Regions from separate parts of the Homo sapiens genome. Here region 2 is linked to region 1. The links are chromatin loops, found by intact Hi-C in ENCODE. Cell type or tissue: psoas muscle. All regions are shown on one strand. Links, peaks and the distances in the headings refer to the core of each region. The heading gives the core; the rest is flanking DNA.

Region 1 (7,789 bases), core at 2,212-6,211:
TTTTTGTCAGGTTTGTCAAAGATCAGATAGTTGTAGATATGCGGCGTTATTTCTGAGGGCTCTGTTCTGTTCCATTGATCTATATCTCTGTTTTGGTACCAGTACCATGCTGTTTTGGTTACTGTAGCCTTGTAGTATAGTTTGAAGTCAGGTAGTGTGATGCCTCCAGCTTTGTTCTTTTGGCTTAGGATTGCCTTGGCGATGCGGGCTCTTTTTTGGTTCCATATGAACTTTAAAGTAGTTTTTTCCAATTCTGTGAAGAAAGTCATTGGTAGCTTGATGGGGATGGCATTGAATCTGTAAATTACCTTGGGCAGTATGGCCATTTTCACGATATTGATTCTTCCTACCCATGAGCATGAAATGTTCTTCCATTTGTTTGTATCCTCTTTTATTTCCTCGAGCAGTGGTTTGTAGTTCTCCTTGAAGAGGTCCTTCACATCCCTTGTAAGTTGTATTCCTAGGTATTTTATTCTCTTTGAAGCAATTGTGAATGGGAGTTCACTCATGATTTGGCTCTCTGTTTGTCTGTTGTTGGTGTATAAGAATGCTTGTGATTTTTGCACATTGATTTTGTATCCTGAGACTTTGCTGAAGTTGCTTATCAGCTTAAGGAGATTTTGGGCTGAGACAATGGGGTTTTCTAGATATACAATCATGTCGTCTGCAAACAGGGACAATTTGACTTCCTCTTGAATACACCTTTATTTCCTTCTCTTGCCTAATTGCCCTGGCCAGAACTTCCAACACTATGTTGAATAGGAGTGGTGAGAGAGGGCATCCCTGTCTTGTGCCAGTTTTCAAAGGGAATGCTTCCAGTTTTTGCCCATTCAGTATGATATTGGCTGTGGGTTTGTCATAGATAGCTCTTATTATTTTGAAATACGTCCCATCAATACCTAACTTATTGAGAGTTTTTAGCATGAAGGGTTGTTGAATTTTGTCAGAGGCCTTTTCTGCATCTATTGAGATAATCACGTGGTTTTTGTCTTTGGTTCTGTTTATGTGATGGATTATGTTTACTGATTTGCGTATGTTGAACCAGCCTTGCATCCCAGGGATGAAGCCCACTTGATCATGGTGGATAAGCTTTTTGATGTGCTGCTGGATTCGGTTTGCCAGTATTTTATTGAGGATTTTTGCATCAATGTTCATCAAGGATATTGGTCTAAAATTCTCTTTTTTGGTTGTGTATTTGCCCGGCTTTGGTATCAGGATGATGCTGGCCTCATAAAATGAGTTAGGGAGGATTCCCTCTTTTTCTATTGATTGGAATAGTTTCAGAGGGAATGGTACCAGTTCCTCCTTGTACCTCTGGTAGAATTCGGCTGTGAATCCATCTGGTCCTGGACTCTTTTTGGTTGGTAAGCTATTGATTATTGCCACAATTTCAGATCCTGTTATTGGTCTATTCAGAGATTAAACTTCTGGGCGGAAGCACTTTCTAAGTGGCTACACCATTTATATTTCCCCTATGGAAATTTGAGTGTTTCAGTTTCTACACATCCTCACCAAAACTTATCATCTTTTTTTATTTTAGCCATTCTTTTCGGTATGAAGTGGTATCTCATTGTGGTTTTTATTTGCATGTCCTTAATGACTAATGATGTTGAGAGTCTTTTCATATGCTATTGGCCATTTGTTTATCTTCTTTGGAGAAATATTTGTCCCAGTCCTTTATTTATCAGATGTATTATTTGCAAATACTTTCCCTCATTCATTTTATGGCTTTTTTAACTTTCTTAATGGTATTCTTTTTTTTTTTTTTTTTTGAAACAGGGTCTCACTCTGTCTCCCAGGGTAAAATGCAGTGCTGCAATCACAGCTCACACCAATCTTGACCTCCCTGGGCTCAAGCAATACTCCCACCTCGGCCTCCTGAGTAGCTGGGACTACAGGCGCACACCAGTATGCCCAGCTAATTTTTCTATTTTTTTTGCAGAGACAGGGTTTCACCATGTTGCCCAGTCTAGTCTTGAACTTGTGGGGTCAAGTGATCTGCCCAGCTCAGGCTCCCAAAGTGTTGGGATTATAGACAGGAGCCACTGTACCTGACCTTTATTTATTTATTTATTTATTTTGGAGGCAGGTTTTCACACTGCTGGCATGCAGTGGCACCAGTATGGCTCACTGCAGCTTCAAGCTCCTGGGCTGAAGCGATTCTCCCACCCTAGCCTCTTAAGTAGCTGGAACTACAGGCATGTGCCACCATGCCAGGCTAATGTGTTTTTATTTTTTGTAGAGACAGGTCCTTGCTATGTTGCACAGGCTGGCCTTGAACTCCTGGCCTCCAGCAGTCCTCCCACTTCCCCCTCCCAAAGTGCTGGGATTATAGGCATGAGCTACCATGCCCAGCCAATGTATTCTTTGTACATGCAAAGTTTTTAATGTTGAAGAAGTATGATTTGTCTACTTTGACTTGGGTTGCTTATAGGTGATCTCGATTAAGAGTCCAAGTAAGAGACTAATATAGTAACCTTGTAGATGATAGTGTTTTAAGTGTATTTTTTTTTTTTCTTGAGACAGGGTCTCGCTCTGTCACCCAGGCTGGAGTGCAGTGGCATGATCTTGGCTCACTGCAGCCTCTGCCTCCTCCCAGGTTCAAGCAATTCTCCTGCCTCAGCCTCCCTAGTAGCTGGGATTACAGGCATGTGCCACCACACCCAGCTAATTTTTGTATTTTTAGTAGAGACAGGGTTTCACCATGTTGGCCAGGCTGGTCTGGAACCCCTTACCTCAAGTGATCTGCCTGCCTTGGCTTTCCAAAGTGCTAGGATTACCTACGTGAGCCACTGTGCCCAGCCACAAGAGTGATAGCAGTATGTTGATAGCAGTGAAAACAGACATTTGGACAGAGTTGCAATGTATTTTTATGAGGACAATAATAATAATAGCAAACATCTTTGTATAGTGCTTATTAAGTGCTAGGCACTGTTCTAAGTGCTGTATGCAGTAACTCATACCCAACAACCCTATGAAATTGGCATAATTATTCCTGTTTTGCAAATGAAGAATCTCAAGGCACAGAGCTGGTAATTAACTTTCATATGGCCATATAGCTTGTAAGTAGTAGATATATTTACTGTGATATATTGCCTCTAGGTAAAGCTTATATATGGCTTTATATTTATAGTACTGTTTCCATGTATTTTCATAATCTTCTATAATATTAAACTTTGTAGATTGTTTCATTTCAAATTGGTATTTTAAATCTAATCTGAAAAGAAATTATATGTGTATGCACAAATGTGTATATGTAGTTATGTAATATATATAAATGGATAGATATACTGTATATTTGCATTAAGAGTTGCCTGAAAGAAGGATGTGTTCCAAGATAATGAGAAATAGTTGTGGGATTTATGTGTGTGTGATTTTTTTAAAATACCAAAGTTATTTTCTGTATTTATGTTCATTATTTTATTATATATAGCTATATTCTACCTTGAAAACAAAATAAACAAAATATCTGCTTGCTATTGAATGTCATTTTTCTTCTTTTAAGCAGATAATCCATATTTTTTAAATTAATTAATTTATTTTACAGATTGGGGGTCTCACTCTGTTGCCCAAGCTAGAGTACAGTGGCACAGTCATAACTCACTGCAGCCTCATAACTCCTGGGCTTAAGCGATCCTTCTACCTTAGCCTCCTGAGTAGCTGGAGCTACAAGTGCATCATTGCGCCTCGCTTGCTATTGAATTCTTTAAAGTACCTTAAAAATAAAGTATCTTAATTTCATTGGTCTCATGTTCTTAACTCATGTCTTGTATGGATTTTTCTTAAGGGAAGACTTTCTTTAGTTTTTCCTCTCTCTACTGTGGAGAATCTAATAACACTAACTTTGAATTTCAACTGAGCAAAAGATTATTCCCATAAAAAGAATGTCTTTCTTCTCATTGTAGATCTATATTACAAAAAACTATATTGAATTATTATATTTTGAATTGCATCAACAAAAATTTTGTCAAAATTTGGTTTTTCTCTTGTTATAAACAACAACTACATGGTACCTTTGATTTTGCTTTCTTGTCTTCAAGGCCTAAAATTTATTATCTGGTCCTTTACAGAAAAAGTTTACTGAACCCAGTTCTAAAAAAAACCTCCACTTCTCTCATGTCCACAAACATTTTCTGTGTCAGTTCTATAGGATTCTGAAATGTGGCCAACCAGGAGCACATATACTTTATCTCTTGCTATTCACATCTGCTTAGTTCCTGAGTTTAAAATATTGACTAGTGAGTGTCTTAAAGAAAAAAATATATAAATATGTTTGTGTCCTAAATTTGAGAGCAGGGGTTTGAATAGTGAGTGGTACCTGTACTTGTTTATTATTTGTTACCACGGTTGCCTAATCTGTACATGGTAAATGTTATTTGTCATGATATTCATGATATTTAGTGCTGTAGAATTAAATCAGTAATGCGACTCGACTCCTATCTAGCTCTTCTTTTTGTGATGAGAATATGTTAATTACAAATAACATTCCATAATTGAGGTCCAAAAATCATGCAGATAATGTCATCACCTTATTACTAGTTTTCCATTTTTACAGGTTTTTTTCATTTTTAATAATGTCTGAAAAACCGTCCAGCTAGTTAACTAATAGCAACAGTTATATTATTTTACATCTTGTGGATAGGCAACTTGTTATCCTCTGTAATGTTATTTAAAGGATTAAACTTTCCCTACTTATTTTGACAGCTAGTATCTTTAGCAGTCCTTCTCTGCTCATTTATATATGCTGATATGTCTTCAAGGTCATAGAGCAGAATCACTTCTCTATTAGCAGTTTTCTAAAAAAGCATTAGGTGGAATTCTGTCTTCCTGCCTTGATACTGTTACTAACACCACCTCTATATCCTGAGTAGTCTAAAAATGAAAGAAAGAAACTCCTTTTTATTGACAGACCAGGAAGTGGTCTTGATTATAAGTGTTTTGGAAAAAGATGTTAGATAACATAGTTCAATTTCACTGTGGCTGGAACATAAATTGCTCAATGATAAATCTAAGGATGCCTTTCTTTATATAGTTGACTCTGTCATGTGAAAATGCATTTCATATTATGATATTAATTTCTTCCGGTACTATATTTCTTTTCTCTTACTTCTTCTGTTTACACCTTTGTTCGTCCTGCTTTTCCCTTCCTCTTGCTTTTCTACGACTTTCATCCTTTCTTTTAATAGGACCCCTGATCTATTCAGAAAAGTCAGTTAAGCTGAACATAATCGTAGGCAAGCTACAGAGGTTAAACACTTCTGGAATAACTATTTATCTGAAATGCTGGAATTGTTGGGAGTTAAATTTCTCAGCTTTTAGGACAGTCTTTAATTATATCATTAATGTGTCATTTGGATGTGTCACAATAGTCGAGATTGGCAGGCATGTGGTTGAATTTTGAGTTTGTTCATGTACTGATGATGTTTGTGTAGCAGTTTTCTAGCAATGAAGTATCTTGTCTTGATACATAAGACTAAAATTTCTTTTTTATTTAAAAGATTCCAGGCTCTATTAGAAACTTGTACTTTGATGGCTACCTAGAGCTTTTGTTTGTGGTGCGTTTCTGAAATATGTAGTCTTATTTGAAGACCTAATACACTGAAAAGTGTTTCTCTGACCACTTGGGGACTTTTACCTAATTCATGTTATTATAATGAAGCTAATATGCCTCATGCACATAGATATGTATATATACAGCTTTTTTTTAATTTTTAATTTTTGTGGGTACATAGTAGTTATGTATATTTATGGAGTACTTGAAATATTTTGATACAGGCATATAGTACATAATAATCACATCAGGGTAATTGGGGTATCCATCACCTCAAGCATGTATCCTCTGTGTTACAAACAGTCCAATTACACTCTTTTAATTATTTAAAAAAATTTTTTGTGGGTACATAGTAGGTAGTTATATATATTTGTAGAGTACATGAAATGTTTTGTTTTATCCAGGCACAGTGGCTCACGCCTGTAATCCCAGCATTTTGGGAGGCCAAAGTGGGCAGATCACCTGAGGTCAGGAGTTTGAGACCAGCCTGGCCAAGATGGTGAAACCCCATCTCTACTACAAATACAAAAATTAGATGGGCGTGGTGGTGCATGCCTGTAATCCCAGCTATTTGGGAGGCTGAGGCAGGAGAATCACTTGAACCCAGGAGACAGAGGTTGCAGTGAGCCGAGATTGCACCACTGCACTCTAGCCTGGGTGACAGAGTGAGACTCCATCTCAAAAAAAAAAAAAAAAAAAAAAGTTTTGTTTTAATACGGGCATACAATGTCAAATAAGTGCATAGTGAAGAATGGGGTACCCATCTCCTCAAGCATTTATCCATTTGAGTTATAAACGATTCAACTGTATTCTTTTTTTTTTTTTTTTTTTTTGAGACAGAGTTTCACTCTTGCTGCCCAGGTGGGAGTGCAGTGGCATGATCTCAGTTCACTGCAACTTCTGCCTCCAGGGTTCAAGTGATTCTCCTGCCTCAGCCTCCCCAGTAGCTGGAAGTACAGGCATGCGCCACTATGCCTGGCTAATTTTTTGTATTTTTAGTAGAGACAGGGTTTCACCATATTGGCCAGGCTGGTCTCAAACTCCTGATCTCAGGTGATCCACCCGTCTTGGCCTTCCAAAGTTCTGGGATTATGGGTGTGAGCTGTCACACCTGGTCCCAATTATATTCTTTAAGTTATTTAAAAATATATGATTAAGTTATTATTGACTATAGTCACCTTATTGTGCTATCAAATAGTAGGTCTTATTTATTCTATTTAAAAATGTAGAATTAAATTATTATTGACTACAGTCACCCTGTTGTGCTATCAAATACCAGATATTATCCATTCTTTCTATTTTTCGTACCCATTAGCCATCCCTACTCCCCCCTCCTCCCTCCACTACCCTTTCCAGCCTCTCGTAAACATCCTTCTACTCTCTATCTCCATGAGTTTATTATTTTGTTTTATTGATTGATTGATTGAGATGGAGTTTCGCTCTGTCGCCCAGCCTGGAGTTCAGTGGCACGATCTCAGCTCACTGCAACCTCCACCTCCTGGGTTCAAGAGTTTCTTCCACCTCAGTCTCCCAAGTAGCTGGAATTACAGGCGCACGCCAACACACCAGGCTAATTTTTGTATTTTTAGTAGAAACAGGGTTTCACCATGTTGACCAGGCTGGTCTTGAACTCCTGACCTCAAGTGATCTGCCTGCCTTGGCCTCCCAAACTGCTGGGATTACAGGCCTAAGCTACCATGCCTGGCCAAGTTCCTTGTTTTACGTTTTAGATCCCACAAATAAGTGAGAACATGCAAAGTTTGTCTTTCTGTAAGTGGCTTATTTCACTTAACATAATAACCTCCAGTTCTGTCCATGTTGTTGCAAATGACAGGATATTATTCTTTCTTTTTATGGCTAAATAGTACTCCATTGCGTATATATACCATATTTTCTTTATCCATTCATCTGTTGATGGGTCCTTAGGTTGCTTCCACATCTTGGCTATTGTGAATAATGCTGCAATAAACATGGGAGTGCAGATATCTCTTTGATATACTGATTTCCTTTCTTTCGAGTATATACCTAGCAGGGGAATTGCTGGATCATACGGTAGCTCTAGTTGTAGTTTTTTCAGGAACCTCCAAATTGTTCTCCATAGTGGTTGTATTAATTTACATTCCCACCAATAGTGTATGAGGGTTCCCTTTTCTCCACATCCTTGCCATCGTTTGCTATTACCTGTCTTTTGGATAAAAGCCTTTTTTTAAACTTGAGGGAGATGATATCTCATTGTAG
Region 2 (7,789 bases), core at 1,341-5,340, 190 kb before region 1:
TGAGTGAATATATAAGTTAATCTCAACAAGGACAAACTAACTGAATCAAATCTATCTTAAAAATGATTTCAGTAAAATAAAAAATGAAGCAGAAGACTTGGAAATGGTTTAAATGATAAATTTAGTTGTTCAATGGAATCCTTCTAGAAAATATTTTTCTCAGTGAAAATTGATTAGTTTCAGCATACTTTTGCATAAAATCTTCACATTGAAGACATAATCCTTAACATCAAAAGAGAAGAGTTGAGATATTTCATTATCAGTTGGATTTTTATTTGCCTCTGGGTCTATTTTTGGACCCAGGCAGAAGCTGTTTCTATTTTATGTCTTGAAAAATCCTTAAGGCTGATTTCTGAGCTTAAATCCTTTGGTTTAAATGAGTTTACAATGGTGTGTGTGGTGGGGGATATTATTTAACATTTTCTGACAAGGAAACGCTTTTGAATTTTGTTGCGTGGGAGAGGAGTTGGTGACTTGGTGGGCAAGCCCATTTTCATTACTTTAATTGTGCGATTTATTAGGATTTTAAGCTTTTTATAAATGTTTTAGTGTTATAGGACAGAATTAAAAGGATTTAGCATAAAAGGAGTTTAACAAAAGGACTTTGCAACAGGATTGCAATAGTTTTTATATTTGATGGATTTGGCTAGCCGCTTTTCATTTCAATCATCATGGTACATTCTGTTAAATGCTGTAGAACAGGTGTGTGTAACGTCATTCTCTCTATTGTACATGCAAATAAACACACAATTTTATATATAAAAAGTTAATCCACTGCAATTTGGAGGATTATGTTATGGGAGGGTGATGACTCCATTAGGCATCATGAAGAATGAAGAGTACATGCTATTTATACTGCAGGAAAAAACAAGTTAATAGCTACAATGTTCATGAGATGTAGAATTTTTATGTGGACACTTTTATTCAAGATATCCACAATAAAATTATTTAAATGAAAATTAAGATTTTGTTACATTGTTTTCTAACCTTGAAATGAGAATATTTTTTTTTTCTGGATGGTCTGCCTTATATAAAGTTGGAAGTTTAGTTAGTATTTGTTTATTGTAGATTGTGGTGTTTTCTACTTGCATGGACTTTCTAGTAAATGTGTTGGGAGTTATTGCCATTCTCAGTATAGGGCTTTTATTTTGTAGTTTAAAATTTTAGCTTCTTTGATTATCCATAAACTTTATAAATTTTTAGTAAGTATTATGTGCCTGATCTAGAGAGCAAAGTTTGCTGGACTGATATACTTCAGTAGGTTAGTGAAAACTACTGGAGTTCTTCAATTCAGGTTTGAGAAAAACAATCACAACATTCTTGCCAGTATTATTTGCATTTTAAAAACTTGATGTTTCATTGATCAAAATATCAAATTGATATGCATAATACAGGTACAAACTGTAAAGACCTTGGAAAGACCAGGAAGTAGAAGGAAAATAGCCATTGTTAAAGGTGAAGGCAAAATATGTAGGAGTGAAGAATTGGCTCTGTATAGAGGAAGTTCAGTTATAATTAATTTGGAACATAAATATTATGGACTGTGGGCCTGTTAATTTTTAACTTATGCTTGGATCAAAAGTAATATTGTTAACTGTGAAATCTGATTTGTTTAGCAGGAGTAATGGCACACCATGTACAGTAAATTATGTTTGAACAAACCTATTCTTGATGCTTTCTCACTACATTATCACAGATTTGTTTAAAAGATATAGGCACTGATTATTATATAATTCTAAAATATTTAAATAACTATAGTTTTATTCATAAACATTAGTTGTGTTTGTAGGTTTTTTTTTTTTTTTTTTTTTGAGATAGAGTCTTGCTCTGTTGTCCAGGTTGGAGTGCAGTGGTGTGATCTCAGCTCACTGCAGCCTCTGCCTCCCCGGTTTAAGCAATTCTCCTACCTCAGCCTCCCAAGTAGCCAGGATTACAGGCGTGCACCACCACGCCTGGCTAATTTTTGTATTTTTACTAGAGATGGTTTCACCATGTTGGCCAGGCTGGTCTTGAACTCCTGACCTCAGGTGATCCACCTGCCTCGACCTCCCAAAGTGCTGGGATTACAGGCATGAGCCACTGCACTCGGCCTTAGTTTTGTTTTTCTTTTAGAGGTGAAGATCTTGCTATATTGCCCAGGCTGGAGTGCAGTGGCTATTCACAGGTATAATCATAGAGCACTAGAGCCTCAAACTGCTGGGCTCAAACCTCCGGTGTAGATACTATAGTCTGGTGTCTAAGAAATGATAGAACTTGTCTTAACTTAATTTTCAGTCTTAATTATTATAATCACAGTTAAAAAGTATTAGTTAAGTCACAATCTCAGTATATTACCATTAACCTTTCCTTCTTTGGATTAGACCTCATTATTTTTGGAGGGATCAATTAACATGGATTGTTAATGTTACAAATGCTTTCTACTGACCAGGTGTGGTGACTCACGTCTGTATCCCAGCTCTTTGGGAGGCTGAAATGGGATAATCACTTGAGGCCAGGAGTTTAAGACTAGCCTGGGCACAGAGAGAGACCTCTATCTCTACAAAATATTAAAGAATTAGCTGGGCATGGCGGCGCATGTCTGTAGTACTAGCTGACTGGGAGGCTGATGAGGAAGTATCATTTGAGCCTAGGAGTTAGTGGCTGGAGTGAGCTATGATGTCCAGCCTAGGTGACAGAGCAAGACCCCATCTCTGAAAAACAGACACAAGAAATGCTTTTTATCACCCAGCCTAAGAAATAAAACAAAGAGTTTTGAAGTCCCCTGGCTACACTTTCCAAATATTTTCTTCTTCCTAAACCCGTAAGAGTTAAATCCCTATCCTGAAATTAGTGTTTATCTTTTTTATGTATTTATGTATCCATGGATATTTGTCATGTTGAAATATGATCCCTGGCTGGGCGCAGTGGCTCACGCTTGTAATCCCAGCACTTTGGGGGGCTGAGGCGGGCAGATCACGAGGTTAGGAGTTCAAGACCAGCCTGGCCAACACAGTGAAACCCCATCTCTACTAAAAATACAAAAATTAGCTGGGCATGGTGACAAGCGCCTGTTATCCCAGCTACTCAGGAGGCCGAGGCAGGAGAATTGCTTGAACCCGGGAGGTGGAGGTTGCAGTGAGCCGAGATCGTGCCACTGTACTCCATCTTGGGCGACGGAGCTAGACTCCATCTCAAAAACAAAAAACAAACAAACAAAAATCCCCGTTGTGGCAATGTTGGAAATGTTGGGAGGTGGTGATGGCAGTGGTGGCCATGGCAGTGGCTGCTCCTGGGCTGCATGCTCCACGGAGCCGGTGGAAGCCAGGAACAGGCAGAAGCCCCACCTTCTGAGTTGGCAGGGCAGGAGCTTCGTGCATGGGCCTCGTGCTGGCACCTCGAGCTGCCCGCCCTGCCATAGCCAGCATGCCTGGCTGTCAGCAGTGGGTGAACCCCCCGCTCGCTTGCTTACACATGCCTCACCACTCTGCTTGCCCTTGGCAGGCATGGGATCCAGCCTGGTAGTGTGAGCAGAGCACAGCCTGCCAGGCTGAGTGGGCCCAGTGGGCCCCGAGGGAAACTTGGGCAGCAGTGCTACTGGCCACAGAGGTTTCCGGCTGGCGAAGTGACACTTCAAGGATTCTGTAACAGTGGGGCCTGGTGAAGGTACTTGGATCATGGGGACAGATCCCTCATGAATAGATTAATGCCCTCCCTAGGGAGTGAGTGAGTTCTAGTTTCCAGAAGATCTGGCTGTTAAAAAGAACCTCCCCAGCCGTTTGGCATGTGATCACTGCAAATGCTGGCTCACTTCTGCTTTGTGTTATGAGTTGAAGCTGACTGAAGCCCTCATCAGATGCTCAATATTGAACTTTCCAGCCACTAGAAGTGTGAGCCAAGTAAACCCCTTTTCTTTAGACTACCCAGTCTCAGGTATACTGTTATGGCAACACTAATTGGACTAAAACAATGAGTGTGACTGCTTTATTTTTTTATTTTTATTTTTTCCCCTCTGCCACCCTAGTGTGACTGTGTTAGATATCTCATCTCAGTGGAATCATGTAATATTTATCTTTTTATGATTGGTGTATTTCACTTATAATGTTCTCAAGGTTCATCCATGTTGTAGCATGTGACAGGATTTCCTTCTTTATTTTTATTTTTAAATTTTTAATTAATTAATTATTTTTAGATGGAGTCTCACTCTGTCGCCCAGGCTGGAGTGCAGTGGCACGATTTCTGCTCACTGCAACTTCTGCCTCCTGGGTTCAAGCAGTTCTCTGCCTCAGCCTCCCGAGTAGCTGGGATTACAGGCACCTGCCACCATGCCCTGCTAATTTTTTTGTTTTTAGTAGAGATGGGGTTTCACCATCTTGGCCAAGCTGGTGTTGAACTTCTGACCTCTTGGTCCACCCGCCTCAGCCTCCCAAAGTGCTGGGATTACAGGTGTGAGCCACCGTGCCTGGCCTTTATTTTTATTTTTTATTTTTCCATAAGTTATTGGGGGTACAGGTGGTATTTGGTTACATGAGTAAGTTCTTTGGTGGTGATTTGTGAGATTTTGATGCACCCATCACCTGAGCAGTATACACTACACCATATTTGCAGTCTTTTATCCATCGCCCCCATCTCACTTTCCCCCCAAGTCCCCAAAGTCCACTGCATCATTCATATGACTTTGCGTCCTCATAGCCTAGCTCCCACATATTAGTGAGAACATATGATGGTTGGTTTTCCATTCCTAAGTTACTTCACTTAGAATAAAAGTCTCCAATCTCATCCAGGTCACTGCAAATGCTGTTAGTTCATTCCTTTTTATGGCTCAGGAATATTCCATCATATATATATATATACACACCAGAGTTTCTTATCCACTTGTTGATTGATGGGCATTTGGGTTGGCTCCATGATTTTGCAATTGTGAACTGTGCTGCTATAAACATGTGTGTGTAAGTATCTTTTTTGAATAATGACTTCTTTTCCTCTGGGTAGATACCCATAGTGAGATGCTGGATCAAATGGTCGTTCTACTTTTAGTTCTTTAAGGAATCTCCACACTGTTTTCCCTAGTGGCTGTACTAGTTTACATTCCCACCAGCAGTGTAGAAGTGTTCCCTGATCGCCGCATCCACACCAACATCTACTGTTTTTTGATTTTTTGATTATGGCCATTCTTGCTGGAGTAAGGTGATACTGCTTTGTGGTTTTGACTTGCATTTCCCTGATCATTAGTGGTATTGAGCATTTTTTCATATGTTTTTTGGTCACTTGTCTATCTTCTTTTGAGAACTGTCTATTCATGTCCTTAGCCTACTTTTTGATGGGATTGTTTTTTTCTTACTAATTGGTTTGAGTTCGTTGTAGATTCTGGATATTAGCCCTTTGTCAGATGTGTAGATCGTGAAAATTTTCTCCCACTCTATGGATTGTCTATTTGCTTTTCTGACTGTTCCTTTTGCTATGCGAAAGCTCTTTAGTTTAATTATGTCCTAGCTATTTATCTGTGTTTTTATTGCATTTGCTTTTGGGTTCTTGGTCATGATATCTTGCCTAAGGCAATGTCTAGAAGGGTTTTTCCAATGTTATCTCCTAGAATTTTTATAGTTTCAGGTCTTAGGTTTAAGTCCTTAGTCCATCTTGGGTTGATTTTTGCATAAGGTGAGAGGTGAGGATCCAGTTTCATTCTCCTACAGGTGGCTAGCCAATTATCCCAGCACCATTTGTTGAAAAGGGTGTCCTTTCCCCACTTTATGTTTTTGTTTGCTTTGTTGAAGATCAGTTGACTGTAAGTATTTGGGTTTATTTCTGGGTTCTCTACTCTGTTCCATTGGTCTATGTACCTATTTTTATAAAGTACCACACTGTTTTGGTGACTATGGCCTTAGAATATGGTTTGAAATTAGGTAGTATGAGGCCTCCAGATTGGTTCTTTTTGCTTAGTCTTGCTTTGGCTATATGGGCTCTTTTTTGGTTCCATATGAATTTTAGAATTGTTTTTTCTAATTCTGTGAAGAGTGATGGTGGTATTTTGATGGGGATTGCATTGAATTTGTAGATTGCTTTTGGTAGTATGGTCATTTTCACAATATTGATTCTACCCATCTGCGAGCGTGAGCATGGGATATGTCTCCATTTGTTTTTGTCATCTGTGATTTCTTTCAGCAGTGTTTTGTAGTTTTCCTTGTAGAGGTCTTTTGAGTCCTTGGTTATGTATATTCCTAAGTATTTTATTTTATTTTTATTTTTGCAGCTATTATAAAAGGGCTTGAGTTCTTGATTTCATTCTCTTCTTGGTCGCTGTTGGTGTATAGAAGAACTACTGATTTGTGTATATTAATTTTATATCCGGAAACTTTGCTGAATTCTTTCATCAGTTCTAGGAGCTTTCTGTAGGAGTCATTAGGGTTTTCAAGGTAAATGATCATATTGTCAGCAAACAGTGACAGTTTGATTCCTCTTCACTGATTTGGATGCTCTTTATTTTTTTCTCTCGTCTGATTGCTCTGGCTAGGACTTCCAGTACTATGTTGAAGAGGAGTGGTGAAAGTGGGCATCCTTATCTTGTTCCAGTTCTCAGAGGGAATGCTTTCAACTTTTCCCCATTCAGTATTATGTTGGCTGTGGGTTTGTTATGGTTGGCTTTTATTACATTAAGGCATGTCCCTTGTATGATGATTTTGCCAAGAGTTCTAATCATAAAGGGGTGCTGGATTTTGTTGAATGCTTTTTCTGCATCTATTGAGATGAGCATGTGATTTTGTTTGCTTGTTTGTTTGTTTGTTTGGCGGAGTCTCGCTGTGTTGCCCAGGCTGGAGTGCAGTGCTGTAATCTTGGCTCCCTGTAGCCTCCGCCTCCTGGGTTCAAGAGATTCTTGTGCCTCAGCCTCCTGAGTAGCTGGGATTACAGGCATGCGCCACCACACCTGGCTAATTTTTGTGTTTTTAGTAGAGACAGGGTTTCACCATGTTGGCCAGGCTGCTCTCGAACTCCTGACCTCAAGTGATCCACCCACCTCGGCCTCCCAAAGTGTTGGGATTACAGGTGTGAGCCACCACTCCCTGCCGTGATTTTTGTTTTTAATTTGGTCTATGTGGTGTGTCACTTTTATTGACTCACGTATGTTAAACCATCCCTGCATCCCTGATATGAAACCCACTTGATCATGGTGAAATATCTTTTTGATATGTTGTTGGATTCGGTTAGCTAGTATTTTGTTAAGGATTTTAGCATCTGTGTTCATCAAGGGCATGGGTCTGTAATTTTCTTGTTTGGTTTTATCCTTCCCTGGTTTTGGTATTAGGGTAATGCTGGCTTCATAGAATGAATTAGGGAGGGTTCCTCCTTTCTCTATCTTGTGGAATAGTGTCAGAATGATTGGTACCAATTCTTTGAATGTCTACTGGAATTCTGCTGTGAATCCGTCTGGTCCTGGACTTTTTTTTGTTGGTAATTTATAAAATTACCATTTCAGTCTTGCTGCTTGTTATTGGCCTGTTGAGGGTGTCTAATTCTTCTTGGTTTAAGCTAGGTTGTATTTTTCCAGGAATTTATCCGTCTCTTCTAGGTTTTCTAGTTTACGTGCATAAAGGTGTTCATAGTAGTCTTGGATGATCATTTGTATTTTGTGTCAGTTGTAATATCTCCTGTTTCATTTCCTAGTGAGGTTATTTGGATTTTCTCTCTTCTTTTCTTGGTTAATCTTGCTAATGATCTATCAATTTTATTTATCTTTTCTAAGAACCAGCTTTTTGTTTATCTTTTGTATTTTTTTCCCCAATTTCATTTATTTCTGCTCTGATCTTTGTTATTTCCT

Evidence for each region. A loop is a pair of places that touch in the nucleus more often than their neighbours do. Peaks named below come from ENCODE experiments on the same cell type or tissue, not always from the same donor. Only the 100,000 strongest peaks of a DNase experiment are listed, where the experiment ranks them.
Region 2: a loop joins it to region 1, with 5 times the contacts of the local background. A loop is called at or near these places in 1 of 110 quality-filtered maps.

Annotation. Positions count from the first base shown.
Region 1 is chr17:60,978,779-60,986,567 of GRCh38, forward strand. The region is part of intron 14 of BCAS3 (BCAS3 microtubule associated cell migration factor); the gene reads left to right. Among named protein-coding and RNA genes, the nearest start is that of BCAS3-AS1, 150 kb to the right of the region's middle. In psoas muscle, for the core only: no CTCF peak of the experiment used is centred there; no DNase peak of the experiment used is centred there.
Region 2 is chr17:60,788,951-60,796,739 of GRCh38, forward strand. All of the region lies in intron 6 of BCAS3 (BCAS3 microtubule associated cell migration factor), which reads left to right. Among named protein-coding and RNA genes, the nearest start is that of BCAS3, 110 kb to the left of the region's middle. In psoas muscle, for the core only: no CTCF peak of the experiment used is centred there; a DNase peak (open chromatin) is centred at 3,461; H3K27ac peaks cover 399 bases.